Regions from separate parts of the Homo sapiens genome. Here region 1 is linked to region 2. A link is a loop called in an ENCODE intact Hi-C map of the cell type or tissue named here. Cell type or tissue: Panc1. All regions are shown on one strand. Links, peaks and the distances in the headings refer to the core of each region. The heading gives the core; the rest is flanking DNA.

Region 1 (16,928 bases), core at 5,117-13,116, 340 kb before region 2:
GCCCAAATGCCCATCAACCAAAGAAAATGTTTTATATATATATATAAAATATATAACATTTATATATAATATTTATATGTTATATATAATAAATATATAAATTTATATATAAATGTTATATATACATACACACACACACACACACATACACACACACATATATATATTATATATAGAGAGAGTTCCCTGTAACTTGCACAGCTTGCTTACTTTCCTGTGGTCTCTGCTTCTTATTCTTCATGTGCTCGTGGTTTATTCTGAGGGAGACATCTAATATTAAGTTATATGCAACTCTATTGTATAGATAGATGTATATATAATGGAATACTAAGCCATAAAAATAAACAAAATAATGGCATTCACAGCAACCTGGACAGAGTTGGAGACCGTTATTTTAAATGAAGTATTTCAGGAATGGAAAACTAAACATCGTATGTTCTTACTTATAAGTGGGAACTAAGCTATGAGGATGCAAAGGTATTAGCATGATAAAATGAACTCTGAGTATTCAGGGAGAAGGGTGGCAGAGAAGTGAGGGATAAAAAGATTACATACTGAGTACAGTGTACACTGCTCAGATGATTGGTATATCAAAATCTTAGAAATCACCACCAAACACCACCTGTTCCCTGAAACTATTGAGATTTTTTTTTTAAAAAAAGAAAGAACCATCAAATAAAAAATAAAAAAAAATAAGTTATCTTCTTAACGTGAATTGGATTGAAAAATCTAAACAAAGAGAAACGAGAAGAGATAGTAAAAATGCTTAGGGAATTAGCTAAATGACAAAATTTTAGGATTAATACCCACAGTTCACTAGCTGTGTTACCATAGGTAAGATTACTGAACTTTTCAGAGTCTCTTTTCTTTCTCATAAAGCAGTAACTATAAAGCCTACCAAATTTCTAGGTTGAAGTACTTTCACCAGGGCCACCCCTAATTCCCCCTCCTCCCAATGAATAGTGAACGTTAAATAACAAAATATTGTCTCCACAGTATCTTAATAAGGGACACAAGGTCATTGATTTTATCATTAATTTATAGTTAACTTCATTCAAAATGATTCCATTTTGAAAAAAATAAGATACTAACAGCTTAATAACTTTAATACTAAATATATAAGGCTTTGGCTTTAAACTGACATATCCTACACTGCTGTAATATATTGTCATGATTGAGTTATATATTATTACCTATAAGAGATAGAATATGGCTAGATAAAACATGTTTTTTTCTCCATCAATTTCAAGATTTTTCAGGATATGTAGAATTTAAGTATTTGGTAAATATTATAAAATATATGGCTAAATTTAAGTTTTAACTTTGTGTCTGATCCATTTATTTTCCATTGTCAACCCAAAACACAAATATTAAATATGAATGTGAACACAAATGATAACTCAATTCACTGTCATTGGTCATGGTCACCTTCAGGCATGTACCTCTGCTATTCCATTTTTTTTTAATTTTCTGCATTTCATAGGCTGCTTTCATTATTAGCACATTTTTCTCTGTATGTCGGATCATAGTGCTTTCTTGTTCCTCTCTAATTAATGATAAATGGAGACCTCTCAAGTTAGATGAGACTCCTGCCTCCCTAACTGGAGTTTCTTAGGAGTATAGCAAAAACCGCTTAAGAATGACTCGAATCAAACCTTGCTACTCCCATATAAGCAGTTTCCATTCAAACCCCCCATTTGAAGAGTAAGGATTGAGCACTAAAAAAAAGTAAATGTAGGTACTGAGAATTCCTGTATGACCCTCATCTCTAATCCACATCCCTCTCAAAAATGAACATTGACATTTTATGGCTTCCTTGTCTGTGCATGAGACTTCTACACCATGCCATCTGTCTTTCCCAATGCTCTACTGAATATTTGGTCTAATATATTGTATGATGAAGCAAAATAGAAAATAACGTACTCAATTTTTTTCCTATTTTCTCAAAACTATGTACGATGTGGTAATTTCTGACTGCCCATTCGTTCCCTCTCCTCATGGCTCCAGATTCTACTAAACACTTGCAAAATCTTCAGTGGAGGAATCTTCGGAATCTTCAGAATCTCCACTGAAGATTCTGCAAGCCTTTAGTAGAATTTGTTTTTCTTTTGGAAGGTGGCATAACTTTTCCTCTATTCCTGATTAATTCCTCGTGCATTTTCTCCACAAAGATTCATATATATGTTAATTTTCTCCACAAAGATCCATATACGTGTATTCACACATATATATAAACATACACACACATATACACACACATATATATACACACACATATATACACATGTATATGCACATACATATATACACATATACATCTATATATACACATATATACACAGATATATATATTTACACACATATATAATAGTTGTATATCTGTTATAATTAATATACCATATAGGACCTCTGAGCTTTTCAGAGATTTATAAAATGTGGTCAGAAAAATTCCAAGATGTGGGCCAATTCAAATTGTTCCCTGTAAGTTGCACAGCTTGCTTACTTTCCTTTGGTCTCTGCTTCTTATTCTTCATGTGCTCATGGTGTATTCTGAGAAAGACATCTAACATGAAATTACATGCAACTCTATTTTTTTCTAAGAAGTCTACCCATAATTATGTCTATAATTATGGGTAACATTGGTAAATATTTCTGGGGTGTTCAGCATAGGAATGTTTTCATGCATCCATAGGTCTTTGCCATCTCTTCAGTGCTCTGACACTCAGATTCATTGTTTCCATGACCATCTTCACTGTTACGACCTTGTAGTCATTGCACAATCCTTTGGCAATCTGGGCACAAATCTCATCCCAAGGGCATAGTTGGTTGCCTGCCAAAAATCAATTTCCTAGTCCACGTTCCTTCACAGACCCTGGTGGTGTTCAGGCATCCTCCTCTCCTCCTTGTAACCTTGTCATTGGTTCAGAGATGAGCATCCTTAAGCTCATTTAATGAAGGAGCAGATTGTTGAGAGCATCTGTGAAAGGACCTGTCTGGCTCTCAACCAGGAGTCACAAGAAATCAAATTTTGTTCAGCTGAGCATAAATTTCCCACCATAAGTAGATAGCAGAAGCACAAGACAAATAGAATCTAGCTTGAGGGAAATATGGAGGAAAATGACCAGCTAAATGTAAATCTTAACTTACTTTTGGACTTCTTTTTTTTTTTAAGAGCCATTTTTTTTCCCCTGATTTTTGAGCACACTTGAGTTTAGAAACCTAAAATATCCCAAAATGTATATCTGCCATTAACTATTTAGTAGTGCATTGTTGAGTTTACCAAAGGCATGGATATAACTCTTTTGGAGTGTCAGCATTCTAAAATCAATATCCCAAAAGGCCTGTAAACACCTGAAGATTCTTGGCTTAGCACGAATAATTGAAAGTATGGAAGAAAGTGAGAGCTGTTTAAATATTTCAAAGCCATTCCAAAGAGATGCTCTCTTAGTCTGCTTAGGTTGCCATAACGAAATACCATGAACTGGTGGCATAAGCAACTGAAATCGCTTTTCTCACAGTTCTGGAGACTGGAAGTTCAAAATTAAGGTGGCAACAGGACCAGGGCCTGTTGAGTGGTTTCTCTTTGGGTTGTGAATTGTTGACTGTCACTATGTCTTCACGTGGCTTTTTCTCGATGTATTTGCTCAGAAAGAGAAAACTCTGCTGTCTCTTCCTCATCTTATGAGGGCCTTAATCTCATCATAACAGCCCCATCCTCATGACCTCATCTAACTCCATTACTTTCTAAAGACTCTGTCTCCAAATATCATCACATGAATATTAAGGCTTTAATGTATGAATTTTGGAGAAACACAATTCAGGCCATAGCAGGTGCTTTCTGTTGGTCCAGGCAATCTAAATTTACTAATGTCTTTAGTCACTCCAGTTTATCATTTGTTGTTGATTGATTACAAAAATGGCAGCAAGCTTTTATCTCTCTTTGTATCCAGTCTCTGCATTATGACTTTGCACCTTCTCCAGACAACTATAGTCTGTGTCCCCACCTTTTGATTCTGGGATAACATTTTACCAATAAATGCGGCAGAATTGAGAATGTGTCATCCATGAGCTTAGGCTTCAAACAGCTTTCTTGTTTCTGTTGTTGCTTTTGGAGCCCTGTCAATGTCATGAGCGATGTTCGCCCCACAAGGTTAATTACAACAGAGCAGATACCAGTAGTCTCAGTACAGACTGACTTCCACTAACCTATTGTTAACTGAGTTCTCAGATATATAAGCATAGATCAGCCAGATTTGGCTCAATCATGAGAAATAATAAATAATTATTGTTTTAATCTGCTGAGTTTTGATGTGGTTTTTACTCAACAATAGCTGATTGATGGAGTATGTCTTATTGATTCCCCCCATATGTATACTTCTTCCAAAAGTTATTGTAGGGAGTCATTACATACTGAAATTACAGAACTACATTTATGTATTATCATGTTTACTATGGCTAATCAACCTATAAATTATAGGTAAACTTAATGCATTCTAAATTATTCTTATTAACAAGATGTATTATACTATATTATATATTAAGTTATTAGATACGTCTAATTGCATGTTGTATAGAAAGATTTTTTTCATACTTTATGTTCATCTCCACTTGACTTCTTTGTAGTTAAGTTTTTTTCTGTCTGGAAGCTTATTTTTTTGTCTTTAACTTCCTTAACATTAACATCGATAATGTAGAGGCAGTTTTGTTTGTTTTATTTTAATCCATTGTCTTTTCATCATTTTTATTTAATCATTAAAAATTATTGACTATTATTTCTTTAAGTTTTAATTCTGAGACTAGCAAAACATGGGATGTGTCAACACTACTTCTCTATGTCTTCTTACTTTACTATGATAGTATCAATCATTATACCTTCTCAATACTTTCTAGATGGTTTTTCCAACTGGACATTCCAGTTCATTATTCACCTCCCCTTCCATGTTCTCTCTACCATCATCTTATTATTTTTTTCATGTTACCGTATTCACCGATATCAGTGAAGGATGATTTGCTCTTAATTAAGATTTTGCTGAACAAAGATGCAGTGAAGGGAGATGCAGTCAGGGACATCTTTTCCAAGCCACCTCCGAGCCTGAAGCTTATACAATTAAAAAATATATGGAGAATAAATACACATATTTTACCTTTATGAATTTATTGCACACGAATGGTCATGAGAAGACTTTGCTAACGTCGCATCCGGGTCTTTGGAAAGCACCCGTGCAAATGAGGAATATACTAGCCTAAACTTTGGTAAGTTGATGTCTCTGAATAGAACTTGAGGCTTCTATTTTTCCTCTATGACTGACTCTAAGCATGTCATGCCTGAAAGTTTACTCACAGTTTTGTTCTGAATGCTGAGTAAGGCCCTGCGTTCATCCCACTTCTGTATCTCTAGGCAGCACGTTAGTATTCCATTCTGAACTGATGAGAAATTGAATCCATGGGGTGCTTTGCAGACAGCATGTAGCTGAAGAAAACAATAGTTTTCTTTCCTTGGTTTCCCTTTGCCAATAAGGATTATTTCCTTGCTGAAACAATGTTGCTAATGATGTTGTTCTGTGTAGCCTATGTATTTTGGAGTAGAAAAATAATGTAAGACCCCCTGGGGTGAAATTTTCCTGCACTGAGGTCAATAAATAAATAAGTAAACCTGACAAACATACATTAGTGTACAAACACTAATGCTTTACTGAAACTGAAAAGAGTCTCTCCAAAGACTTTAAAGGTGCTGATATTTAACAGATAACAAAACTATTTGTTAAAATTTCAGAAGAGGCAGTAAGAGTGAGCTATTTTCTGATTAATTAACCCTATCTAAAATATAAAATCCAGACTGAAACAACAAATCCAGGGTTACCATATTCAAAATGAAATTTTGCTCTGGCTTAACACTCTTAACATCATATAGAATATAAAATTATCTTATCTGTTTTTACTTACAAGCATTTGCTCGCACATATTGATATACATATCTGGGGAAATTACACCACCAAAACCTTCCACATATAGAGTAACTACTTTTATAATGAAATGATAAATCATATAGTATTTCCATTTTAATTACAGAAAAGTTTCTGGGGATGTGTTGCCATGGCTAGAAATGCAACGTCATCTAAGGCATAAAACTATAATCATTTCACATCTTCTCTGGGTCACCATAAGATTTTCTGTATATTATTGAATCTTTGTGCAGACAACAATCTTGGTGCAAATTAAACCCCGGGGATAAGTAGAAGGGACACTAACATCGCTCACCTGAATGATGCAAAGCACCGGTGACATTGTGGACAGTATTTAGGTAAGGATGTTTTTTTCCATCCTTGTTTTTATAAACGAAAACATTTCCATCTTTCCGTCTTTGTGAATTGATACATATTGATTGTACATATTTAAGGGGTTCATGTGATGTTTCGACGCATGCATACAATGCATAATGGCCAAATCGTGTTAATTAGTATATCCACTACCTCCAACATTTATTTCGTGTGTATGTGTTGGGGACATTTTAAGTCTTTTCTTCTAAATATTTTGAAATAGGCAATAAATTATTGCTAAGTATAATCACTCTTGTGTGCTATTGAACACTAGAACTTATCGCTTCTATATAACTCTATATGTGCACCCATTAGCCAATATCTATCTTCATCCTGCCTCCTTCCCAGCCTCTGTTAACCATCATTCTACTCTCTACCTTCCTGAGATCAGACTTTTTAGCTCCCACAAATGAGTGAGAATATGCAATATTTGTCTTTCTATGCTTGGCTTGTTTCACTTAACATAAGGACCTATTGTTTCATTCATGTTTCTGCAAATAACATGATTTGATTCTTTTTATGGCTCTGTAGTATTCCTTTGTGTATATATACCATATTTTCTTTATCCATTTATTTGTTAATGAACACTTATGAGCCACAATTTTTTTAATGAGTGATTTAGATGACTTGCATCAAAACTACTTGGAGTGTTTACTTTTACAAAACCACATTGAGTCTTGATATAGACACGGTAAATCAGAATATCTGAATGTAAGATTTACAAGTTAACTTTTAAACATTTTTTAGTATTTTATATGTGTATATACGTGTGTGTGTATGTATATATATATGTGTGTGTGTGTGTATATATATATATATGGGAAAACTATGAACCCTAGAATATGAGTCCTTGAATATGAGTCACTAATGTATGTATGTGTGTACATATGTATATATACCGTTTCTATAATTAAATATTTGTCTTTGAGAATTATGTAAATATAAATGTGTGCAAGCAGGTTTGGTTCACTATTTTCTTACTAAAAAGTCACAAAAATACCCATTCATTTTTATTATAAAAGGTATTAATATCTCAAAGAAGACTGTATGTCAGGATATCAAAGCTGACTCTTAATTTTTCTTTTATTCTTAAATTTTTGGACTTTGGGAGACAAATAAAATTTCTGTGTTCTAGAGTTTTAAAAATGAGGAACACTTCTAATTCCACCTACTCAGGTGGCTGAGGCATGAGAATTACTTGAATCCTGGAGGCAAAGGTTGCAGTGAGGCTAGATTACACCACTAAACTCCACCATAGGCAACAGAGCAATATTGTCTCAAAAAAAAAAAAAATGAGGAAGGTCAGTTTAGAATCTAAATCAGACAGGTCTCTGTAGATAGGGATAGAAAGGACAGGTATATACTACCAAAGTTCCAGGATGATAATATGGTATTTTCTTGGAGGATACTAGAAACTTGATAATAGTGGAGAAATGCTAAGAACAGAGTTTTGCTCAGAAGGACTCATATTCAAGGGTTCATGATTTTCCCTTCATTTTTTCCTCTTTTGTCCTTTTGGACATTTCTAGAAAGATATACATATATAGATATGGATAGATAATTTTCCTGTTTGTCATTCTACTTTCTTTTAATAATTCTTAACTGTTCAAAATGTTTTAGATTTCTGTGTTTCCTTATTATTTAAACTCAAGTGATGGAGTGGCAGAAAAAACCAACTCTTCCATTATGTACTTCAGTACACTCTTGTACTGCAGTGTGTGCAGGCATGGGGCAATACACTTTCCAGGGGATTTATAAGACAGTATAAAATAAATAGCAACCAAACCAAATTAGCAGTGTTTGGAGGCAAAAATGGAAACATTTAGGGAAACATACAACATAAATAGAGTGCTGTTGAATGAATGACTAGCAGGATAGTTGAGACAAAGCCCCCTTTCACATAATTCTAACAACGTTACAATGTTACTGGAGGAATTCAACCCCATGTTTAGGAAGAGGTTAATATTTGATAAATTTTCTACACATCTCTCCATCTCTCTGTGAAAATATTTTATTTTACTTGAGATGATAATATAAACAGTTATTTTCAGGAGGTACAAAATATATTAATTGTATAATTTTTTTGGTAGTAACTTAAGGTGAAACTTGCTCAATAGGGGAAAAGTAGCTGTCATAGGAGCCTAAATAGTGGAGTAGGCTTCTGCTGCCATAAGCCACCAAGATTTATAAAGAGAAGAAATAGTCATGGCATCTGTTTGCTCAACTAACAACATTAAATTTCTATGTGCAATATTGGTAATGATGCATCTAAACCTTATGTAGTAAATAATTTATGAATCTTTTAGGGTGTCAGAGTTTTTTGGCTTTAGTCTAGGTAGAAAGGTCATCGAGTAAGTAGACAGCCTATACGTTTAATGAATATTTGTATTTGCGATGGCTCACGCTTGTGATCCCAGCACTTTGGGAGGCCGAGATGAGTGAATCAGGAGGTCAGGAGTTTGAGACCAGCCTGGTCAATATGGTTAAACCCTGTTTCTACTAAAAATACAAAAAATTACCTGGGTGTGGTGGTGCGTGTCTGCAGTGCCAGCTACTTGGGAGGCTGAGGCAGAAGAAACTCTTGAAACTGGGAGGCAGAGGTTGCAGTGAGCCGAGATCACGCCATTGCACTCCAGCCTGGGCAACAGAGTGATACTCCGCCTCAAAAAAAAAAAAAAAAAAAAAAAAAAAAGCAAAGGGTGTCGCCTGTAATCCCAGCACTTTGGGAGGCCGAGGCAGGCGGATCACTTGAGGCCAGGAGTTCGAAACCAGCCTGGCCAACATGGCAAAACCTCGTGTCTACTAAAAATACAAAAAATTAGCTGCGCGTGGTGGTGGACGCCTGTAATCCCAGCTACTTGGGAGGCCGAGACAGAAGAATCGCTTGAACCCGGGAGGCGGAGGTTGCAGTGAGCCGAGATCACACCGTTGCACTCCAGCCTGGGCGACAGAGACTCCGTTTCAAAACAAAAACAAAAACAAACAAAAACAAAAATTAGCCGGCGGGCACCTGTAATCCCAGCTACTCGGGAGGCTGAGGAAGGAGAATCGCTTGATCCCGGGAGGCAGAGGTTGCAGTGAGCTGAGATTACGCCACTGTACTGCAGCCTGGGCGACAGAGGCTCTGGCTTAAAAAAAAAAAAAAGGGAAAGGATGTTACAGAAACTCCAGATACTACTCCCCTTCAGTGGTCTGAGTTGCGCGGCGCTTTCCCGCCTGTCCGGTAGGGGGCGCCGCGCAGAAAGCCGCAGTCCCTCTGCGGAAGGCGCCGCTCTTGGCTTCGGCGGCGCCGCTGTAGCTTGGAGGCGGTACTTCCTCCAGCATTTGCCGCGAGTTATTGGCAAGTTCCCCTGCAGTTTGGGCTGTCTCTGTGGCTGGTTCTGCGGCGTGCGGCCAGCCATGGAGCGCTCTGGGCCCAGCGAAGGTGGGTTTCATGAAGCGAGTCCTGGCGGGGTGGGCCGTGTCGGGGGAGCTGGGGCGCCGCACTAACTAGGCCGCCTCTCTTTTCTTGCTCCAGTGACAGGCTCAGACGCATCGGGACCGGACCCGCAGCTTGCGGTCACCATGGGCTTCACGGGGTTCGGTGAGTGACTGCCCCAGGCAGAGACCCTCTTCCTTTTGCAGAGGTTTGAAGAGCCGCAGAGTGGGAGGGGAGATCGAGCTGTCAACTCGGAATTACTGTAGCTCGGGTGCATACCTTGCAGTTTGTCAATATTCTTCTCCCATTTGTCTTCTATTCTGCGTATCCGTTGGAACCAACTCAGGTGACAGTTATGAGAGTCCTGGAGAGAAAGGAAGAGAAAGGATTTTTCTAATTTTAAGTCACCAATAATGCTAAAATGAACATTTTTGTAAATAACAGCATTTGTACGAGGATTTTTAAAAATATGTAATTCTGTAGGGTAGATTTCTAAAAGAGAGCCTAGTTTATTCAGAAGTATAAATACTTAAAAAGCTGAAAAATTGGGTATGTGCCTTTTAAAGCTTCTTGATGCTTACTGCCGTAATACCCATCAAAAAACTTGTTTCAGGTTATACCAAAGTTAACAGAATTTAAGAATGCCATTTTTACCATATCCGTACCAACACAGAGTAGGTATTATTATTTAAAAAGAAAATTATTTTAAAAATGAAAACAAAACTTTAGTAGACTGATACATGAAAAATGATTTCTTTTTATTTTGCATTTTAAAATTATAAATGCTGTTCATCCAAACATTGGGATTCTAACTTCCTTGAACCTTTTCTCAAGGTCTTCTTGTTCTCTTTTGACCAGCGTGTATTAATTCTATGATAGTAATTAAACAGTAGACTTACACATATTGGCCTTGGGTTCTGTTCACACATACTAGTTCTGTAGTTTTTCTATTCATTTTTTTTTTTTGGGAGACGGAGTCTCGCTCAGTCGCCCAGGCTGGAGTGCAGTGGCAAGATCTCGGCTCACTGCGAGCTCTGCCTCCTGGATTCACGCGATTTTCCCGCCTCAGCCTCCCGAGTAGCTGGGACTACAGGCGCCCGCCACCTCGCCTGGCTAATTTTTTTTGTATTTTTAGTAGAGATGGGGTTTCACCGTGTTAGCCAGGATGATCTCGATCTCCTGACCTCGTGATCCGCCTGTCTCGGCCTCCGAAAGTGCTGGGATTACAGGCGTGAGTCACCGCGCCCAGCCTTTTCTATTTTTTTATTTTTTGAGATGGAGGCTCGCTCTGTCACCCAGGCTGGAGTGTACTAGTGCGATCTTGGCTCACTGCAGCCTCCTCCTCCCAGGCTTAAGCCATCCTCCCACCTTAGTCTCCTGAGTAGCTGGGACCACAGATATGTGCCACCACACCTGGCTAATTTTTTATACTTTTGGTAGAGACGAGGTTTCACCATGTTGCCCAGGCTGATCGATCTCCTGAGCTCAAGCAATCCGCCCACCTGAGCCTCTCAAAGTGATTACAGGCATGAGCCACCCCACCCGGTATAAATCCTTCATTTTAGTACATCATTCCTTTACTCAGGAGTGAGAAAGGTGTCCATATGTTTGTGCCAAATAGGGGAAAATTTTAAGAGTTTTGATAAAGTTACTGGGGGAGGAGGAGAATGTTTCCATGCTCAACAGTTCCTTGTTATAGGGCTGAGATTTCTGTTTCCCTCTTAGCTCCTTAAAGTACCTGCATTACTTCTCATGTTGCCCCTTTCGTCTTCAAGCCAACTATAACGCCTCAAATTCTTCTCAAACGTTGGATCTCTCTGACTTCTTCCGCCATAGCTGTTGTGCATCTTTGCCTTTAAGGGCCAGCTAGGATAGTTTCCCTATTTAAAAGTCCATAACCTTAATTACATTTGCAAAGGGTAACTTTTGGGACATTCTCCATTCTGCCTCCCACATTAGTGTTGTTGTTTCATAGGGTAGGGATCTAGAGGAGGATGGGAAAGTTGCCTGGTTAATAGTACTTAGTGAAGGGATTGTCATCAGAAGTTTTCTGTGACTCAAACTCCTTCTCTGATATTTTATGGTTATATTGGAGCCATGCTATAAACTAGACAAAGTAAGTGTTTATTGATCAGTATTGATCGCCTAAAGTTTGGCCAGCTTACTGCAAGACAATCACAGTCTCCCATTTGTTCATCTTTTAGGTAAAAAAGCTCGCACATTTGACTTGGAAGCAATGTTTGAACAAACTCGAAGAACAGCTGTGGAAAGAAGTTGCAAAACACTGGGTAAGAAGTTCAGATATTTGTCGTTTTATTGGTTTAAGTACTATGTATACCTCATGTAAGTATATTAAAAAAGAGAAAAGAATGTTGGCTGGGCGCCGTGGCTCACGCCTGTAATCCCAGCACTTAGGGAGGCCAAGGCAGGCAGATCACCTGAGGTCAGAAGTTTGAGACCAGCCTGGCCAACATGGTGAAACCCCATCTCAACTAAAAATACAATAATTAGTTGGGCATGGTACAGGGGCCTGTAATCCCAGCTAGTCGTGCGGCTGAGGCAGTAGCTTCGGTTGAAGTCGGGAGGCGGAGGTTGCAGTGAGCTGATATCCCCCCATTGCACTCCAGCCTGGGGGACAAGAGTGAAATTCCATCTCAGAGAACAAAGAAAAAAAAGAATGTTGTTATGCTACTTGTCACTGTTGGTTTTTTTTTTTTTTTTGAGATGGAGTCTCGCCCTGTTGCCCAGGCTGGAGTGCAATGGCATGATCTCGGCTCACTGCAGCCTCCACCTCCCCAGTTGAAGCGATTCTCCTGCCTCTGCCTCCCGAATAGCTGGGACTACAGGCACATGCCACCATGCCCGGCTAATTTTTTGTATTTTTAGTAGAGATGGGGTTTCACTGTGTTGGCCAGGCTGGTTTTGAACTCCTGACCTTGTGATCTGCCTACCTTGGACTCCCAAAGTGCTGGGATTACAAACGTGAACCACCGTGCCCTGCTTTTTGTTTTTTGGGTTTTTTTTTTTTTTTTTTTGAGATGGAGTCTCGCTTTATTGCTGGGCTGGAGTGCAGGGGTGCGATCTTAGCTCACTGCAACTTCTACCTCCCCGATTCAAGCAATTTTCCTGCCTCAGCCCCCCAAGTAGCTGGGACGACAGGTGTATGCCACCACGCCCAGCTAATTTTTGTATTTTTAGTAGAGATGGGGTTTCACCATGTTGGCCAGGATGGTCTTGATCTCTTGATCTTGTGATCTGCCTGCCTCCTAAAGTGCTGGGATTACAGGTGTGAGCCACCGCACCCAGCCCAATTTATCATTTTAAAACCAACAATGGGCCAGTTGTAGTGGCTCATGCCTGTAATCCCAGCATTTTGGGAGGCTGAGGTGGGTGAATCACCTAAGGTCAGGAGTTCGAGACCAGCCTGGCCAACATGGTGAAACCACGTCTTGACTGAAAATAGAAAAACTATCCGGGTGTGATGGTGGGCACCTGTAATCCCAGCTACTAGGGAGGCTGAGGCAGGAGAATCGCTTGTACCTGGGAGGCAGAGGTTGTGGTGAGCTGAGATTGCACCATTGCACTCCAGCCTGGGCGTCAAGAGCAAAACTCCATCTCAAAATAAATAAAATAAAATAAAATAAAATGGGCGACAAGGGCAAAACTCCATCTTAAAATAAAATAAGATAAAATAAAATATAAAGTATAAAACAAAATAACTGAAATAAAAAATAAAATGTTGTACAGCAGCAATATCCAGTATTTGGCAGTGTACCTGACAAAAAATATTTTCAGTCTTTGGAAGAAAACTTTTTTGTGGTGAATAGAAAGCCATCTACATGTACTATTTTTTGAAAAAACCCTTCATTATTTGTTTTATTTGAGACGGAGGCCTGCTCTGTCACCCAGGCTGGAGTGCAATGGCGCGATCTCAGCTCACTGTGACCTCCGCCCCTTGGGTTCAAGTGATTCTCTTGCCTCAGCCTCCTGAGTAGCTGGGATTACAGGTGACCACCACCACGCCTGGCTAAATTTTTTGTATTTTTAGTGGAGACGGGGTTTCGCCATGTTGGCCAGGCTGGTTTCGAACTTGTGAGCTCAGGTGATCCGCCTGCCTCGGCCTCCCAAAGTGCTAGGATTACAGGTGTGAACCAGTACTTTATTTCTGACACCAGATATGTAGGAGTTTTCCCCCACACATCAACCAGTTCTCCAACTGGGTATCCGGTAACTCACCTTAATTCTGACACCGTCTGCCTGGAGACTACCACAAGACTGCCTTCACTCAGACACTAATCTCAATTCACAGGTTGTGACCAGTGCTTCTAATCTACTGGCTATAAATCAGGGTTCCCATGACCACTCTTTTTGCTTTGATAATTAGCTAGGTCGGCTCACAGGGAAACACTTTACTTATGTTTAACAGTTTATTATAAAGAATATTATAAATGATACAGATGAACAGCCAGATGAAGTAATGCATTGGGCAAGGTATGCGGTGGGAGAGGTGCAGAGCTTCTGTGCCCTCTCTGGGTGCACCAACTCCCCAGCATCCCCCTGTGTTCAACTACCCTGAAGCTAATCACATCTAGTGGTTCAGGAGTGTCTAGGCTGGGTGCAGTGGCTCACACCTATAATCCCAGCAATTTGGGGGACCAAGGTAGGAGGATCACTTGAGCCCAGGAGTTTGAGACAAACCTGGGCTAACACAGTGAGATCCCATTCAAAAAATCTTATAAAAATTAGCTGGGCATGGCGGTGCACACCTGTAGTCCCAACTACTTGGGAGGCTGAGATGAGAGGGTCACTTGAGCCCAGAGGTTGAGGCTGCAGTGAGCTATGATCATGCCACTGCATCACAGCCTGAGTAAAAAAGCAAGAGCCTGTCTCAAAAAAAAAAAAAAAAAATTTCTATAGATCTTAATTTCCAGCTTCCCCAGAGATTGGTGGGTGGGGATGAAAGTTCCAATTATCTAACCTGTCAGTTTTTTTAGTGAGCAGCAGTCCCATCCTGAGGCCTAGGGATCCCACACTAAGTCACTTCAATAGCATAAACTTAGGTGGGATCCAAAGGGGCTTCTAATGAATAACAAAAGACAGCTCCTATCACTCAGGAAATTCCAAGTATTTCAGAAGCTCTGTGGCAGGAACCTGAAACAAAGACCAAATATATATATATTTTTTTGAGACAGAGTCTCACTCTGTCGCCCAGACTGGAGTGCAGTGGTGTGATCTCGATTCACTGCAAGCTCTGCCTCCCGGGTGCACGCCATTCTCCTGTCTCAGCCTCCTGAGTAGCTGGGACTATAGGCACCGGGCACCATGCCTGGCTAATTTTTTTTTTTTTTTTTTTTTGTATTTTTAGTAGAGACAGGGTTTCACCCTGTTAGCCAGGATGGTCTCGATCTCCTGCCCTCATGATCCGCCCCCCTCAGCCTCCCAAAGTGCTAGGATTACAGGAGTGAGCCACCGCACCTGGCCAAATATATTTCATATTATACCACAGTATCATCACATCAAGAAACAATTTTAATATCCTCAAACAGTAGACAAAGACATGCTATCTGAGGCATTTACAAATGTTTTAAACAATTTAGTGAATGTTTGTACTATCACAGTATAGGTACCTTGTATTTACCATTTTAAGCATATAATACAACATGTTTTGAACAAGGATTGTCTTATTTGGCTATGTCAGCTTTTTGTTGTTATTTACTTATTTATTTTTTTGAGTTGCCCAGGCTGGAGGGCAATGGTGCAATCTAGGCTCACTGCAACCTCTGCCTCCTGGTTCAAGCAATTCTCCTGCCTCAGCCTCCCCAGTAGCTGGGATTATAGGTATGTGCCACCATCACCTGACTAACTTTTGTATTTTTTGTAGAGACAGGGTTTCACCATGTTGGCCAGGCTGATCTCAAACTCTTGAAGTCAAGTGATCCGCCTGCCTCAACCTCCCAAAGTGAAGCTTTTTATTTTTAATTTTTTTATTTTCAATTTTTGTGGGTACATAGTAGATGTATATATTTGTGGGTATGTAAGTTTTATAGCCCCTAGTACTTTACTTTGTAAAATAGGTTCTCAGAAATATTTTGAGAATATTAAATTGAATTTAGACCTGTAATACTGTCTTGTTAAAAAATGAAATCTTGCTGCTTTGGAGAATGTTTTAAAATGGCACAATCTGGGCTGGGCACGGTGGCTCACGCCTGTAATCCCAGCACTTTGGGAGCCTGAGGTTGGTGGGTCACCTGAGATCAGGAGTTTGAGATCAGCCTGGCCAACGTGATGAAACCCTGTCTCTACTAAAGATACAAAAATTAACCCGGTGTGGGTGGCGGGCACCTGTAGTCCCAGTTACTCGGGAGGCTGAGGCAGGAGAATCGCTTGAACCTGGGAGGCGGAGGTTGCAGTGAGCCTAGATCGTGCCATTGCACTCCAGCCTGGGCGACGAGAGCAAAACTCTGTCTAAAAAAAAAAAAATGGGCACAATCTGTTGGAAAGAGCTTGGGATTTGGAATTGGGGGACCTAGGTTTAAGGCCCAGCCCCACAGTCTACTAGATGAGGAACATTGGATGGGTTTTCCAATTTCTGATCCTTCATAACCCTGTTGTGTGTGTATCATCTACCTTGGACGTTTCTTGAAGAGATTAAGATTTTGGGTGTAGTAGCTTATAAACAGCAAAGTACTTTATAAATATTATTTTAAATTCTTGCAATTTTTCTTAGTAAAGCATGTATACATTTTACCTAAGAGGAACTTAGGGAGTTATTAAATTTTTAAATTATTGAAAAATTGTCTCAAGACTATGATCTCCTTTGATTTTTGTGGACAAATTATTGAACTTTCTTGATTTACTATTACATCTTTGGACTGCAGTTTCTACCTCTGATCTAAACACATGAATCTAAATTGATTATCTCTTTGAAAGATCTACTTAGCTTTAGCATGTAAATAGAAAATAACATTGGAATAATTTATGGAAGTAGTATTCATCATTATATGGGAAGTTACTCATAAGAGATTTTTTTTTTTTTTTAGTGTTCTTCCAGACTTGGCAATTAGATTACATTTAGACTGTGGAATTAAAAGTGATTCCCTGTGAGCTCTCCTAGCAAATTATGAAATTGAAGAGAGAGAGAACGGGTTGCGGGAACCCTAGTTTCCTACCGTGAGACAGTTTGACTTACTTTT
Region 2 (16,901 bases), core at 71-8,070:
TTTTTGTTGCAACCTTCAATTTTTTTTCAATAACTGTTCACATTTAAAAAAGACCTGTAAATCTATTCACCAGGCATCTTCTACTTTTCTAATTATCAACAGAACATCCTAGGGCTTCAGAAATAAAAGACTGATAAATAATGTTAGGTTAATACATAATAATTACCAAGGCAGCAGATTTTGGAGAATACCTAACAAATATTTGAATGTATATGTGGATGTGTGTGTGTGTGTGTGTGTGTGTGTGTGTGTCTGCATATAGCCCTATAAACCATATATGGTTTTCTGGAACTTAACTGGAAGTGAATCATGTTGTAATATGGAAATGTAAAATAATAGTTTGAATTCAGTGAGTAAATTGGTTAGCATTCAGCCTGAAATGTACGGGTGCTCAGTAATTGTTATACTTATTTCTTTTTAAAAGACAGATGAGCTTTTTTAGAGTTCTCTCCTGATTACTGATTCTCTTCAAGAATAAAAGCATTTGTTATGGACTGGATGTTTATGTTTCCCCAAAATTCATATGTTGAAATCCTAATGTCCAATGTATGATATATGGATAGGCTTTGTGGGGGTAAGGAGGTCATGAGGGTGGAGTCCTCATAAATAGGATTAGTGCCCTTCTAACCAAGACCCAGACAGCTCTCTTTCTCTTTCTGCTGTGTGGATACAAAGACATGACTTTCTGCTGAATAGAAACCAGGCCTTTATTAGACAATGGATCTCTTGGCACATTGAACATAACCTTTCCAGCTTTCAGAAACAAGAGACATATATGTTTTTTGCTGAAGCCACTCCATCAACGGTAATTTGTTATAGCAGCCTTAAGTGACTAAGACAGACATTGGTACCAAACGGTGGGGGTGCAGCTATAAAAAATACCTAAAAATGTAGAAGTGGCTCTGAAACTGAGTAAGGGGTACAGGCTGGAAGAGTTTTGAAGTGCTAAAATTATGAATGTTCAAGGATATTCTGTTAAAGGTTCAGAAAGAAAAGAGAACTGTAGAGAAAGATTCTGTCCTCCCAAATAACAACTCAACAGTCATAAACAGAATGTTGGTAGATATATGGACAGTAAAAGCCATTCTGATATGTTAACAGAGAGAAATAAAGACATGTTATTAGAAACTAGAGGAAAGGTCAGTAAGTGGCAAAGAAGTTAGGTGGATGGTGTTCATGGTCTAGTATTTTGTGGAAAGAAGGACTTTTGAGTGATGAAATTATTAGATATTTAGCTGAGGAGATTTTTAAGCAAAGTGTTAAAGGAGTAGCTTGGTTCCTCACAACTGCTTGCAGTAAAATGTGAAATAAAAGAAATGAAATAAAGATGAATTTTTTAAGTAAAAAGAAACCAAAGCTTAAGGACTTGGAAATATCTCAGCCCCGTCCGTGTTCCAAAATAATGAGAAAGTGTGTTTAGAAGAGAACATTAAGGGTTGATAGATTGATTACTTAATAAGAAGATTTGTATAGGTGTGAACCAGAACTTCATCTGCTATTTCAAAAAAAGCCAGGAAAACAGATGAGATTATAATAGCAGAAACACTGCCAGCTGGTACTAAAGAAAACAGAAATGTGGTAAAATGAAAGAAGATCATCAAACTTCTTCAGCTCTGTTAAATAGCATCACATAGCTCTTCAGCTATGAGCATTCATAATTCTCCAAATCGAGGGAAGAATTCCAAATCACCCCAACAGTGATTTGATGTCACCAGGCTTGTGGAATGGCTGCTTCCATAATGATTTTAAACATTGGGATCAATGCCTAGAAGACACACTGGGGTAGGGTCGCTCAGTGGAGCCCTGAGAGTGTGACCACTGCACATGAGTGAGGACACTGCAGAGAACCACAGCATGGGTGGTGTCCCTCCGAGTGGTGGAGGTTATATTGCCACCCTAGTGAGTCCAAAAGTGGGACATCCATTCTAGTGGGCCTGAGAGGTGAAGAATAGAGCTAGAGAAGGATTATGTTTGAGACTAAGGTTTAATGGAGTTTCCCCTGTTAGGTTTTGGACTTACATTGGACCTCTCACCCCTCTCTTCTTTCCTCTTTCTACATCTTGGAATAGGAATATCTTCACCATTGTATTTTGGAAACACATAATTTATTTGGTTTCACAGCTGGAGATTCACAGCTGGAGAGGAATTTGGCCTCGGGATGAATTGTACCTTTTGTCTCACATTTGTTTGGCTTAGATGATATTTAGATGACACTTTGGATTTTAATTAATATTAGAAGAAGTTGAGACTTTGGGGGCCCTTAGGATGTCTGCATTTTGCATGTAAGAAAGACATAAATTTGGGGTGGGCAGAATTGGAATCTTATGAGATGATATGTATCCCCCCAAAATTCACATCTTGCAATCCTAAACCTCAATGTGATAGTATTAAAAGATGGGGCATTTGGGAGGTAATTAGTTGATCCGGATGGAGCCCTCATGAAGTTATTTTTACCATTACAAAAGGGACTCTAGAGAGAGCTCTCTTTCTCTTTCTCCAGTGTCTGGAAACAAGGAGAAGATGACCACCTGCTGAAAAGAAAGCCGGTCTTCACCAGACGCTGGATCTGCTGGTCGCTTGATCTTGGACTGTCTAGCCTCCAGAACTGTGTTTGTTACTTAAGTCATCCAGTGATATGGTTTGGCTCTGGGTTCCAATCAAAATCTCATTTAGAATTGTAATCCCTACATGTTGAAGGAGGGTCCTTGTGGGAGGTGATTGGCTCATGGGAGTGGGGGTGGTTCCCCCATGCTTTGCTCATGATAGTGAGTGAGTTCTTACAAAATCTGATTGTTTCATAAGTTGTTTGACTGTTCCTCCTTCACACGTTGTGTCTTGCCTGCTGCCATGTAAGATGCGCCTGCTTCTCCTTCCGCCATGATTGTAAGTTTCCTGAGGCCTCCCCAGGCATGTGGAACTGTGAATCGATTAAACCTCTTTACTTTATAGATTACCCAGTCTCAGGGTGGTTCTTTATAGTAGTGTGAAAACGAACTAATACATCCAGTATGTGTTAATGGATGGTAGCAGCTAGAACTGACTGAGGTAGTATTCATGTAATTATAGGTGATGGATTCAGATAAATCCAAAGAGCAAGTTACGTATGCTGTCAAGCCATTTCCTGAGATGTCACTATATGCAATTACTGTGTTAAGGATACTACTGAACACTTGATCCATTGTTTTAATCTTTACTTGTCACATAGTGTAAAATCTTACAAGATATCTGTCTGTTGTATGTCAATAGAATAAAGTGTTTTTGCTTTAAAAACCTACTTAATATTTTCTTATTTTGGTTCTTGCATAGTAAGCTTCTTTCGGGACAGAAGATTCAGGAACAAATCTCATACTTGTCTTTTAATTGGTTTCTCAACAGCTGTAGGCACGCGGCAGAAAATTCAAGCATACAATAGAACGAATGGGAAATAAAGTCTCAAAACATACTGCTGGGTCAATGCATAAATGAGGAAAAGGGAAATTGTATTATGTCTTGATAGTACTAGTGGACTTTATGTGTTGAGAGAGAGTGACAGTGGGAGAGAGATGAGCAGGAAGCAGCTTCTTGCAAAGCATTTGCTTTGAGCAATTCCATAAATTCATTTTACTCTAGGACTGACTCTAACTGTGTCTCTACTCATTTCACCTCAACAACAGTAGACAAGTTTGTTACACTGGAAAAAATGACATGCAAATTGCAATAACTTTTTCAAACACTAACTTTGGGTAAGGGGTCAGAAATTTTAGAGTAATTATAAAATGTATTAATGTCTATTATACTCTAGGCACTTTCAAAGTATCTTAATATTACTAATTATGAGAATCATTCTCTAAAAGGTTATGTTATTAAATCCCGTTTATACATGAAGAGTTGAGATTTGTTACCTTGAGTGACATGAGAATCAGACCTCTATTGGTTATAACACCACTAGTAAACACTGCTGCAATAGTTGATAATATGTTTTCCCCCCAATCCTATAACATTTCCTCTATTCTTATGTAAAGTCATTATGTTTTCAAGCATCATATTCTATAATTAAATCATCATGCAGTTTTGGACAGAGAATTGGTTCTCTGGTTTTTGTTCTTGTTTTGTTTTGTTTTCCTGAAACATAGAAAAAAAATGTTTCTTTTTCTCACCTAACAGCACTGCTGCCTACATCCAGGTCTTGAGCAGTGACAGCGCCAATGATGGTCCCTACCGGAGTGTCTTCATAAACCTCCATGGTGTAGAGCGGCTTGCTGAAAACCGGTGGCTCATCTACGTCCAGCACGCTGATCTTCACCGTAGCTGTGTCTTTGAAAGGGCCCGCCGAGTGAAACCGGTGGTCAAGGTGAAGGTTGGAAGCCTCAACTTTGAAAGTGTATGCCTTCTTTGTTTCAAAATCTAAAGGCTGTAGTGAGGACAAATTAAGAATAAGGAGTAAATTTATATAGAATGTGGCAGAAATGGTGAACATTACTTCAGAGCAATTTGCAAGTTATTATCAATTATACTGGTTTAAAATTTTCATTTTTCTTAATAACTAGTGGGTAAGGGCAGCACAAGGCAAACCATTTTTTTTTCTTTTTTTTTTTTTTTTGAGACAGAGTCTCTCCCTCTCTCCCAGGCTGGAGCTCAGTGGTGTGATCTCGGCTCACTGCAACCTCCACCTCTGGGGTTCAAGCGGTTCTCCTGCCTCAGCTTCCGGAGGATCTGGGACTACAGGCGCCCGCCACCATGCCTGGCTAATTTTTGTATTTTAAGTAGAGACGGGGTTTCAACATGTTGGCCAGGCTGGTCTCGGATTCCTGACCTCAGGTGATCCACCCACCTCGGCCTCCCAAAGGACTGGGATTACAGAAGCAAGGTAAACATTTTAAGAAAAGAATCACGTCCATGTAGAAGTTTCTGGGTAACTTGTAAAGATCATCAGTTGCCTATGTTTGAAAAACTCATCATTTACGTGCAGACATACATGCTAGGTAGGGCTTAATCATTTTATATGAGCAAAGTTAAAACAGCAACAGAACAGATGTTCAGGGAAGCATTTCTCTGCTCTTATCCAATACTGACATCTAGTGGAACAAAGCAATGATAAACAAAAAAATGAATAAAAATGAAATAGGATCATTGAAGATACTCTAGATTCTAGCTGTAAATTTGGTATTGAAAAAGTGGTCCCATGAAAACTCCATATTTTGTTGTCTTATTTTATGGCATCTTATATTAAATACTTTTGGATGTCTAGATCTTTTTTTATTTTTTTTACTAGTAAATGTCTGTATCAGTATTTAAAAGCATACATAGTACTAATTTAAAAAGAATTTTTGTGTGTGTGTGTTCTCAGAACTGTATATATAAATTATGGGCGCGGTAACACATCATCAATACACATTACCAAGAATTGTGGCTTTATATATTAATATATATGACTAAATTAGAGAAGGCTGTGAAACATAATATAGAAAGTCATTTTCTATGGAGTCACGGATGCTCAGTTTTAGCTTATCGCTGCTTACTTGCACCCTCACTCTAAATATTAATTTTATGTCCACAATAACTGAAAATACACTATTCCTGAAATATGGTGCTGCTGTGGTGCTTTGTTTAAGTGATAATTTTAAGGTCAATGGCTCTGGCCTCTGATCATCTAAGAAAATCTGAGACAACACGAATTTAACATTAACATGGTGATTTTCTGGGACCTTTAAAAATTTATGTTTTCTAAAGGAATTCCTTCAAGTCTGACCCCAGTAAGTTGCTAATTGCTGTGTCAGTACCTGTTCCTTTACTGTAGTACACCTGGGGAAAATAAAGGAAGGATGGATATTTTTCTCCTTCTAAGATATGATTGCCATTTTATGCATTTCCTCTGAGGAACAAAAACAAAAACAAAAAAACACTTTTAAATCTTCGAAAACTCACAATTTCATGGAATTTATTATAACAAAACAGCAATTTCACTTGAATATGACATCAGTCTCTTTCACCATACTTTTTTATGCAGCAGGAACTATATTTATTAATTCCCTATAGGTATTCCTTTTATCATATTTTTATTTATGTGTTTATCTGCTTTGTAATCAATGTTTTCTTTTTACTTTTCTATATTTTAATTTGCTAACCTCATACCTGTTAACTTATAATATTGATTTCCTTTCATTTTCATATTTCTCCTGTTAGAAATTTTGATTTCTCTTAATACCTATATAAGCAAAGAATAGTATGCATAATATGCGATGGTTGATAATGTGGCCTTTGATGACATGAATAGAAGTGTAGTATCTGAAAAAAAGAGAGAGGATCACCCAGTGATGTTCCTTTGATCAGCCTAAAGCTTGAATACTGTGTTTTGTTGAAGAAATCAGACTCAAGAAAAGACAACTTATTGCAAGACTAGAATGATAAAATATTACCAAAGCCAAAAATGAGAAACCACTACAATTACTGCCAAGGCAAGGAAAGACACACATTTTCAAATACTTGAAGGGCCATTATGTTGACATTACTTAGGATTATTCTTTATGCCTCTGAGTGGTGAATTAATAGTAATTTGAGTTATTAACGAGAGTAAATTTAGATTAGAAAAAAGAGAAAACCTCTAATAAATAAAATCATTCTATAGTGAATTAAAACACACACACACACACACACACACACACACACACACACACACACACACACATAGATGTTTTACGTGGTGGCAAGGCTTGACATGCATCCTGTAAGGATGGAAAGATGAAAAGACAAGACTTGCCTCTCAATTCATTCAACAAATTACAGAATATTGCCATCTTGCTTAATGAGTGAGTTTGAAGAAGTACCAAGTTCTCTATAATTACATGTGTTTAAGAGATATTCAATATGTTAGAAGATATCGGAGAGAGAATGATGTGTAAGATAGAAGCGTGCACTAGCTAATTCAAATTAAGGAACATATAAAAATATGTTTTCTGTTTTTCCAAACTCTAAATGCTCTATAAATGTTAAACAATATAAGTGGTCTATGTTAGGTATCCTTAACTTGTAGTATAAGACTACTTTGATTTTTATCACCTTAGGGTTCCTTTTGCCTAGAAAGCAAATTGAGCTGACCTGGCTCATACTTACTCCCTTTCTTAGGCAAAAATTAACTTCTATCTTAGAATGTAAACGTTTGTACCAATCATTCCCCATTTCCCTCTCTACTTTCTCATATGTTGAAGTACTTCTAATTATCTATATGATTTGGCAAATTCTTTCTAGATAAGATCTTAATTTTTTTTCCCTACTTGATTACACACTACTGTTATCTAGATAATCTTGACTCTCTACAGGTAACTCCTTTTCAAGCCAGACATGAAAGGAGAATTTTGAAACCTTTAAAAGAGATGAGATGTATTCCATGCCTTTTAAGGACCCCTGACCTATAACAGCAGGCAAATATCTGGTTGTTAGGGAGACAGAGTAAGATAAAAGAATCCTGTACATACAGATTTTTTGCAACTGAAAACTTATAGCCTGTAGTGATCAAAGAACTAAAGAAAATTGTAAGAGAAATGCCACCATAGTCTCCTAGGTGGACTTACTTCTTCGTGACCCTGACTTTTAGGCAATCCCACTTGACAAAATGGTATATAGCTCAGAAAGGGCAAAGAGAACCAGCAGTGATCTGTCTTTAATTGAATTTACCTACACATCTGACTGACTACCCTCCATTTTTGGGGGGAATGAACTTTAGTTTCACAATCAATAAAAATCCCAGCATTTGAAATAAATATAGAATAAATAGGATTAGTTTCAGTGCTAGAAAATAAATCATATTCTATGATAGACATACATTATTGTGAGGTTGAACTAATTTATCTCTTGCACAATAAATAGAGAACTTTGTGGCATGGCTTGGAGCCCATTTAATGGTTATGAACCTCTCAAAGGGGAAGAAATGATTGACTAAAGAGAATTTAGTTGAGCAGCTTCTTTCTCTTTAGGTTGTTTCTATAAGGGAAGACTAGTGGCACCAGAATGTTCAGGAAACAATTCATCTAATTGAGTTGTGCAGTAAGAACCACAACTATAGAGAAATGAAATATGATATACTCAATTGTTCTACAGAGACTCAAGGGAGGAATTGGGGAAGGGGGGAATTTTGCTTCTTTGTTTTTTGCCACTGAAGGAAATAAAAAATATTTTACCCCCCAAGATATTTCTCTGATGTATTTTGAAATGTCTGCCACAGGGCCAGAAAATATAAGTGGCCTTGCAAAGCTATCTTTTGTGGGAGAAAAATTGCATCTGTAAGGAATTCCCATTAACGTGGGCAGGTCTTTTCTATGCCTTTCCCAGACCTAGGAGCCAATGAGAGCCTGACAATTTTAAAAGTCTGAAAATAAATAACTATCATCTATTTTCTCTGAGGGAGGTTTCATTTACATAACAAGTGGCTTTGGTAGCCAAGCCACTTCCTTTCTCCCTCTCATAACCTTTCTTGCCACTAAACGTGATTTACCAAGACAACCTGGTTTTGTCCATGCTCTGGGCCACCATTCTTTCTGTAACCTTGAGATGGTGATTAGATTCTGTAACTTATTGGGAAATTGGGTCTTCATTCTGAAGGCACCTGTATATACACGTTAAATAATTTGTTTGCCTTTTCTCCTATTAATCAATCTCCCTCATGTCAGTAATTTTTCAGCAAACCTTTTGTGGCCCAAGAGCCTATATCTCCCACACTGAAAACACCTTTGCAAAGATTATGACAGTGAGGGAAGTCTAGCATGGCGGACTCCATCTTGCTTCTAGCCTCACAGGCTGGCAGTCTTGGCTCATTCCCCAGCATAGCCCAAGCTAACTATGGAATTTAGTTTATACTTTAACTTTGAACCAAGGATGATAGTAGTCCCTCCCTATAACTGATGCCCTCCTTGGTCCTGGGCCAAAACCATGTTTGCAAAACTAAAGAAAGTCCACAAGATTAGGATTATGATAGTGGCCTGAATTCTGCTAAAACATAGGTAGTTTCTATAGTCTCTTACTGCTCACAAATCATGTGAACAGAGGTCACAAGATTTGTAACTTCCCTAATTGCTCCTACAGATAACATCACCATTGCAGAATCTAAGATTGGTCTTTTGAGATGTTTTTCACTCTAACCCCACCCAGATTTGTGGCATATGTCTCAACCAGTCCTATGGCTCCCTGCCCAGAGATGGACTCAGCATGGGGGGGACTGTATTTTACACCCTTATGATGACATCCCCAACGAATCAGCAGCACCCATTTGCTAGTCCCTTGCCCACCAAACTATCCTTGGAAAACCTTAACCTCTGGGCCTTCAGGGAGACTGACCTGAGTAACAACTCTGTCTTCCACATGGCTAGCCTGGTGTCAGATAAGCTCTTTACTGCAGTACCATGGTCTCAGAGAATTGGTTTTGTCTGTGCAATGGGCAGGAAGAGCCCATTGGGCTATTACAGCACTACTTTCTCTGTTCTTACATTGCTGAAGTCCAGGTCACAAAAAACTAAATGAAATGTTAAGTGCCAAAAGATTTTCTCATTTCAAAGGGAAATAAGCAATTTTTTGGCATAAATTATAAGAGAATAGCTACCTGGGCTCTTCCAGGGCTCCTCATGCTTCCAGATAATGTTGAGTGGAAATGGATAGCTATGGTTATAGATATTTTGAGGAATTTGAAAAAATGATAGCTTCAGCAGGCAGAATTCTAAGATGCTCCCAATATTCCTGCCCCCAATGACCTATACTCTGTGTGCAATGACTCTGCCATTCATTGTGTGAGAGGCCTGTAAATTAAATGACATCTCACTCACATAAACTTATTAAGTTTAATGGAAAAATAAGTTGTGCATATATAATTAGGGTCCCTAATCACTTGACATTGAGTTAATTAAGGAGATTTTACTTGAGAGGTGTGATCTAACCAGGAGACCCCTTAAAAGAAAGGAGTGATGCAGATGCTTTTCGTCCTGCCTTATAAGAAGTAAATTTGTCATTATAGGAGATTATGTGGCAAGTGGCAAGTGCTCAAGGGGTGCCTGTGGGAACTGAAACCTGATATTTGGCGAGAGCTAACAACATTGTCATAGGAGCCACAAGGAAGTAGTAACTACCACAAAAACAAAACAAACACACAACAACAATACAAAACAAACAGCCACGAGGAACTGGCTCTGCTAGGAACCAGTAAGGTTACAAAAGACTCCAAGGCTTAGATTGGATCATAGCCCCAATCACGCCTTGATTTCCTCCCAAAAGGCCCTGAGCAAAGGAACCAGTTATGCCATATTATGACTCACTGTAGCCGTGGTTTTGTCCCTTTTTACTTTTTACTCTTCTGTATTACTTCAATTTTTATAGTAAGCCTATATTATTTTTACCAACACAGTAAAGCCATCACTTTTAGGAAAATATATCCTTGAGTGATAAGGCTCTACACTCTCAATTATCTAGTAGGTCTTAATAGGCAATGGGAAGGAATACCGTCAATGAACGCAAATGATCCGAGGATGTAGGCTTATCTGAAACAGACTAGATTCTTTCTAAGACAAGCAGTTAGAAAACAGATTTATACCAGGCTGAACCAGGATGCACAGACACTAGGAGCAAGCTCTTATAAATAGGTTTATTACACTAGGCTGAACAATAAAGATAAGATGTTCAGAACAAGCATCATTTTAATGAAAAAGCAGGTTTCCTAAAACTCAGTTTTATGATCAATATAGTAGTCAATTCTTGTCTGGGAAGAGACGTGGGAGAGTTTATGCATATCTCATCATCATTGACAAAAGGTTGCAACTCAATATTTTATATAAAAAAGCTGTATTTGATGAACAAAAGTTGCCACTATATCAGGTGAGAATGTCCCTGTAACAAAGGGAAAAACAATGAAATGTAGTTAAGTTTTAAAACGTAGATTTTAGTTTGGACAAAATTTCAACACCATTTGTTAGAAAATTAATAATATATAAGCTTATAAGAAACATATAATTACTAGGCAAAAAGTGTTTGTAAACAAAAATATTTAAATGAAGAAACATCCATTTTATATAACTTACCTTAAAAATATTTGTAACAAAACTATTTATTAGAAATGCACTTAATTTTTCTGTGGACAAGTTATTACTATACTTTAGTGTTTTGCAACTCTGCAAAATTTTCGTAGTTTTAACAAATTATCTTAAGAATCATGGTCATTATAGTAATGCCTGTATTTTAGCGGTAATTTTTGGAATAAATTTAGTAACCAAGATAAACAAAAAACAAGCAAACAAAACAAAACAAAAAAGAATTGCAAGAAACTCTAGTGCTTCTAGACATAGGTTTTTAGTGATATTTCCCCTAAAAAATTACAGAGGGTTTCGTCACATACTATAAATGCTGAAATAAAATATATGTGTCATGTCCACATACAGTATAAATCATGACTATTGGGGAGGCCAATTATCTTTTCTAACATGCATTGTTGTACACAACAATTGGAAGTATACTCTTTCTAAACATATACTATGATTTACAGCAAGCTGTGTGACTTTGAAAAATTATCTTCCTTCTTTGAGCTTCAGCTTTCCTATTTGTAGAATCAGTAAAACATATTTTTCTAAATTATTTGCAAAACGTTCCAAACTTTACATGCTATGTGAGTAAAAAGAAAAATAATGCAGCAGAAGTGAAAACAGTAAACCAACAGAAGATATTTGTCCTTTTAGTCGACAACAATTTTAAACATCTTATATATTTCAGGCATTTCCTTTACTGATGGGGAAATAAACACAGATATGGAAAAGTGCCTCCAGGGGCTTAAAATATAGTAGGAGGAATGAGTTGTATTTTCAATATGAGAACCTTGTAAGTATCATAGATGCTTTGACAGAAATGTTGACATTTGGGGACAAAATAAAGGAGTGATCAACTTTGCCTGAGGGACTCTAGGAGGCCTTTGTTGAGAAGCAAGGGAGAAAAAAATGTTAAAGAACATGTAAGAATTCATGAAGATACTTATATGGGACAGGGAGTTCTATGCAGAAGGAGGAGAACCACAATACCATTGGTAGACATCGCAATGATTTTGCTGTACTTGGAATGTAGCTTGTGCATATGAACATGCCTGTAAATGTGTGTGTGTGCAGAAGTTAGTAATAGAAAATGCACTCTTTGATCTTTATCTTTCTATCAGTAGGACCAGAAACTGATTTAAGTAAGATGAACATGTTTCTATCTAAACGTCTAAATAGATTTCTTTCATTCCCCCATGAATAAAAAGATTAGTTGGAGGAAAATAACGTGTGAGGCTGGGAAAATAGCCTTTGCAGTGGCAAAAAGGAGTCAGGAAGAGGGCTGTATGGCAAATTCATAGGTGGAGAAAGGAAAATTTTAACCTGAGTTCTGGAAAAATCAGCAACCAGCCTTTGTGCCCTATTTGGCAAGGGGATGTCAATAGGAATGGAAGCGGTGTTAGAAAAATCACAGATTTTTGCTTTAAGAAACTGGAAAGGAGAAAACATGAGTAGGCAGACTTTTGTTGGGAGCAAAGAAAGAACTCAGCTTTAGACAGTGAATTTGAAAAGTCTATGGCATGTGCAGTTAGAATTGTCTACAAGACTAGAAAAATCTGCAGTGGTTACGTTGATTTAGGGCTAAGTTACAGTTGATGAGACTTTAGGGAAACTAGGTAAGGTATTACAAAAGAAGGTGAAGACAAATATTTAGAAAAACAGAAACATAATATAGAAACAACAGCATTCATGTGTTTTTTCTTTAATTAGGTACATTAGCGTGGCTAAAAATAGCATTATTTTAAACTTAAACTGAGGCATGTATGATTGGCTATGTAAAATATTCCAAATTTTATTATCATTTTGTTCTTAAGAGTTATTCAAAAATTAACCACATGATGGTGCTATGCTACCAAATCATGTGAACTCATTTGTCAAGCGTGAAAAAAGAAAAAGAGTTTTACTGATTTACGGGTAAGTATAAAATATATATATGCTCAGTGGGACCAACTGGCACCTTAGCCGATTTGTTAAAAGGCTCTTTGTGAAGAGTAATATCATTTATCTCATACGTTTTTAAGGAAAAAGAAAAATTCTGCTTTGGATTTAATGTGATCACACAGTTATGTTAATTTGAAATAAACTAATATTGCCAAGTAACATCAAAATGGTAAGCACTGTCTCTAATTCCAAAAAAGGTTTACTTTTAAAAAAACTAAATAGGAAATAACTTCACCACTCTTCATTTTAAACAGTTTCTAAGAGAAAGTTTTGTAGAAATGGTAGAGAACTGTTTGAAAAATTATACAGGATATTAAATTATTATTTTGGATAACAAGTATTCACTTAATTATTTTAATTATTTAAATTTTGCAATCACTTTGGAGAAAATTCAAGTGCTTCTATAACCATATTTAGATTTTGAGTCCTTGAAAACTTTTAATTCGTGTAACTCACTATCCATGTTTACATATAAGAAGTATATATTTTATTCCCATTTATTCAGTAGCAAAAAAAACACTAGTGACTAAACACAAATTTCATTTAGGTTTTCACTAAGAATGAAGCCATTGAATTTTAAAACTCTTATTCTGTCATTGTAAATGTAGCTCACCTCTTAATTTCTAGACAATTTGAATTTTTAAAAAACTTTATTCTGATTTTATTAGTGTTTTATTGCTATAACACCCAACACCATATAGGACAAGCTTTTTTTTTTTTTTACAGTTTTCTCAGAGTGGTAGGATGTGAGGGTGGAATAAAAGCAGTTTTTATTTTGTTTTGTTTTGTTTTGTTTTACCAATATCTTATGCCTTGGAGCAATTTATAAAGCTTCATAATGTTCCTCTGAATTCGAAGTGTCACAGTGAAATGGCATTCTGTCACAGTGAAATGGCATTCTGTCACAGGGCTCATAAAGTGAATCAAAGTTAAGGTTAATAAAATAAATAAAAATGCCTTTCTTCAGTCTTCTCAGTTAATCTAAACCTGACCATCATTTTTGTTTTCTCAAGCCCTCCCTCTATACAGGAAATAGACAGAGGAGAAAATAGTGAAAGAAAAGCAAATAAAAGATTTTGAAGATAAAACAGTAATAACAATATGTACTTCAGATCATTAGTATTTTAATGTATTCTTAAGTGCGTTAAAAAAAGAAAAACTCTGAAAACAAAGCATGTCATGCCTCATTCCTCTATTGCAGCTCAAAATCTGTTAGCTAAAAAATTAAAATAACTGGTGTTTAAAAAAGGACTACATATTCAAATGTAGAATATATATTTGGGACTTTCTAAATGCATTTAGTATACTTAAAATGTAATTTCTGTATGAATCTGATTTTATATCAGAATTCTTGTATTGCAATATTGAAGGGAAAACCTTAACAAATAATTTAAGATCATTCTGGATCTGCAACACTACTGTTGATGTTTACATACACAGTTATTGAGATACACCTAATTCTTTAAGGATTCCTAATGATAATTGCAAGATGAAGTTTTCTGAGAACTTATTGAATATATGCTTGAGTATAGTACTATTTTACAGTCTTTACCCAAAAGCATTCTGTACTTAAAAAATTGTTGTAGTGTTTCAATTGATTTTGAATTTTTATGGGCTTTATTCAATGAGATATTTTCTCACATTTTTATTAAGTCATACTATCATGTTTAATTGAGTAATGCATCTATGTACATGTGTGCATATAAACACAATACACGATACAATATATACAATAGATAGGTGGACAGTTTTTAAGTTTCATTACAAAAATGTCCTCCTGAGTTATTTTTTAAAGATTCAATAGATGTAGGGTGCAGGCTACAATGTTCTTTCTAATAGAACACTAGGTTAGCATAGGGGATTGCCTCTAGTGGATCCATATTTAGAGATGAAAGCAAATTACAACACTGAAAGAAAATCCATGTGTTTTATTAGGCTCTGAAGTCTCAAATGCTTGGTGTAATTTACCAGATGATGATAATATTTATACAAATATGTTTTGGCTGTTCCTTTACAATTTATTTAGAATCTCACAATCTCTCACCATCTCTGTTGCTGTACCATCACGTTCCACATTTCTATCTGTTTCCCGGTTTACTTCTATGGTCTCTTAACTGAGCTATTGCTTTCATTATTTCCTAGTTACTGTTCTCTTAAGACAACCAGAGTCACTTGGGTCTACAAGGGTAAGGCGAGGCCAGGTGTGGTGGCTCATGCCTGTAATCCCAGCACTTTGGGAGGCCAAGGCAGGTGGATCACCTGAGGTCAGGAGTTCAAGACCAGCCTGACAAACATGGTGAAACCCCTTCTCTACTAAAAATACAAAAAATTAGCCAGGCATGTTGGCAGGCACCTGTAATCCCAACTACTTGGGAGGCTGAGGCAGGAGAATCGCTTGAACCTGGGAGACAGAGGTTGCAGTGAGCCGAGATCCCTCCATTGCACTCCAGCCTGGGCAACAAGAGCAAAACTCCATATCAAAATAAATAAATAAATAAAAATAAATAAAAGAGTAAAAGTGATCTAGATCTACACTCACATGGGCTCTCTATATCACGATCTGTTAATAATTCAACATCTTTGCCTGGTCTACAAGGCTCTGCCTGGCGAGCCCGTCATCTCTGGCCAAGGCCCTCTTCCTTCACTTCATTCCAGCCCCACTGGCCTTCTTGCCTAGTACACTCCCAATTCAGAGATTTTGAAATTGCTGCTCAAACTTTTAGGAACTCACATCACCCAAATACCACATGGTCAGGTTTTTGCTCATATTCCCTTCTAATACAGAAGTCTTTTTTTATTTTTCACCTCACTGTAAGATACCCTCCACCCTCCACATGCCTTTTACCCCTTCATCCTACTTTAAGTCTTTCTAGCTTGAATTCATCACTGCTGAAAGTGATTTCTAATTTGTTTGTTTATCTCCTGACGTCCTCAGTTGAATGGAAGCTGAGTATGAGTGCAGGCAGTGTGTTTGTTGAGTTCACTGCCCTATCTCCATAGTGGAGTCTGGAAAACAGTGGCTGCTTCCAAAATACCTGTTGAATGAAGTAGTGAAAGTTATGGACATTGAGCTTTACTTAGATAATGAATTTCAGGCCAGTAAAATGGACAACAATGATTCATCCACCACAGGAGAAATGAGTGTGTGTGTGTGTGTGTGTGTGTGTGTGTGTGTGTGTGTGTGTTTTATTTGCAGATATACTTTCAAGATTATCTACCCTATCTAAATCTATTTTAATAAAAGTATTATATAATTTTGCATATCTCAATTTTAATCCAGTTAAGAAGAATAAAAATTCTAAATAAACACAATAAATACAAAAAATAAATAACATGACTCATTCTCTGTAGATGTTTCATAATGAAAAAGGCAGATATGTTCTTATTGCTTTCATGATAGTTGAACTTACATAACTGAATGATTACTTTCAAAGATTAATATGTTTTGATATAATAAGATAAAGGACTATTATTAAACCACGCCTTTTTCAACTGTTTTAAAAATAAATAAGAATGACATACATTTTTCTAGATTGACACCTAGACATTGATTACTTATTGGTATAGGTGGTAAATATGTGTAAATAAAAATGAAAACATAAACATAAAACTATGTGTGTGAATATAAAGTAAGTTACAATAATTAAATATAAATAAGTATATAAACATAAATATATATAAAGTATATCTAGAATTGAATCTTTCGTACCTTAATTTTACTTTGGAAGTATACTTAATTTTATATTTAAATATTATGACTTCTTAATTTAAAATATTTTTTATATTATTAATGATTTTTATTTGTTCCATTTGAATAGATGATTGTAACCCATTTAAATGTGATTTCTTTGTTGGAGACCTTCTTAGGGAAAAAATTAAGTGAGAAGACTTTACATTGATTTGGGACTAAAAGAAAAAGAGAAAAACAAA

Evidence for each region. A loop is a pair of places that touch in the nucleus more often than their neighbours do. Peaks named below come from ENCODE experiments on the same cell type or tissue, not always from the same donor. Only the 100,000 strongest peaks of a DNase experiment are listed, where the experiment ranks them.
Region 1: a loop joins it to region 2, with 6 times the contacts of the local background. A loop is called at or near these places in 16 of 110 quality-filtered maps.

The regions. Positions count from the first base shown.
Region 1 is chr5:21,449,844-21,466,771 of GRCh38, forward strand. It overlaps the pseudogene GUSBP1. Among named protein-coding and RNA genes, the nearest start is that of SNORA105A, 430 kb to the right of the region's middle. In Panc1, for the core only: CTCF peaks have their summits at 9,541 (motif pointing right) and 9,747; a DNase peak (open chromatin) is centred at 9,518; H3K4me3 peaks cover 792 bases.
Region 2 is chr5:21,798,031-21,814,931 of GRCh38, forward strand. CDH12 (cadherin 12) reads right to left here. Exons shown (of 15, transcript NM_004061.5): 10 at 4,137-4,390. Among named protein-coding and RNA genes, the nearest start is that of SNORA105A, 78 kb to the right of the region's middle. RefSeq lists a silencer at 15,056-15,250. In Panc1, for the core only: CTCF peaks have their summits at 5,016 (motif pointing left) and 5,225; a DNase peak (open chromatin) is centred at 5,021; H3K27ac peaks cover 207 bases.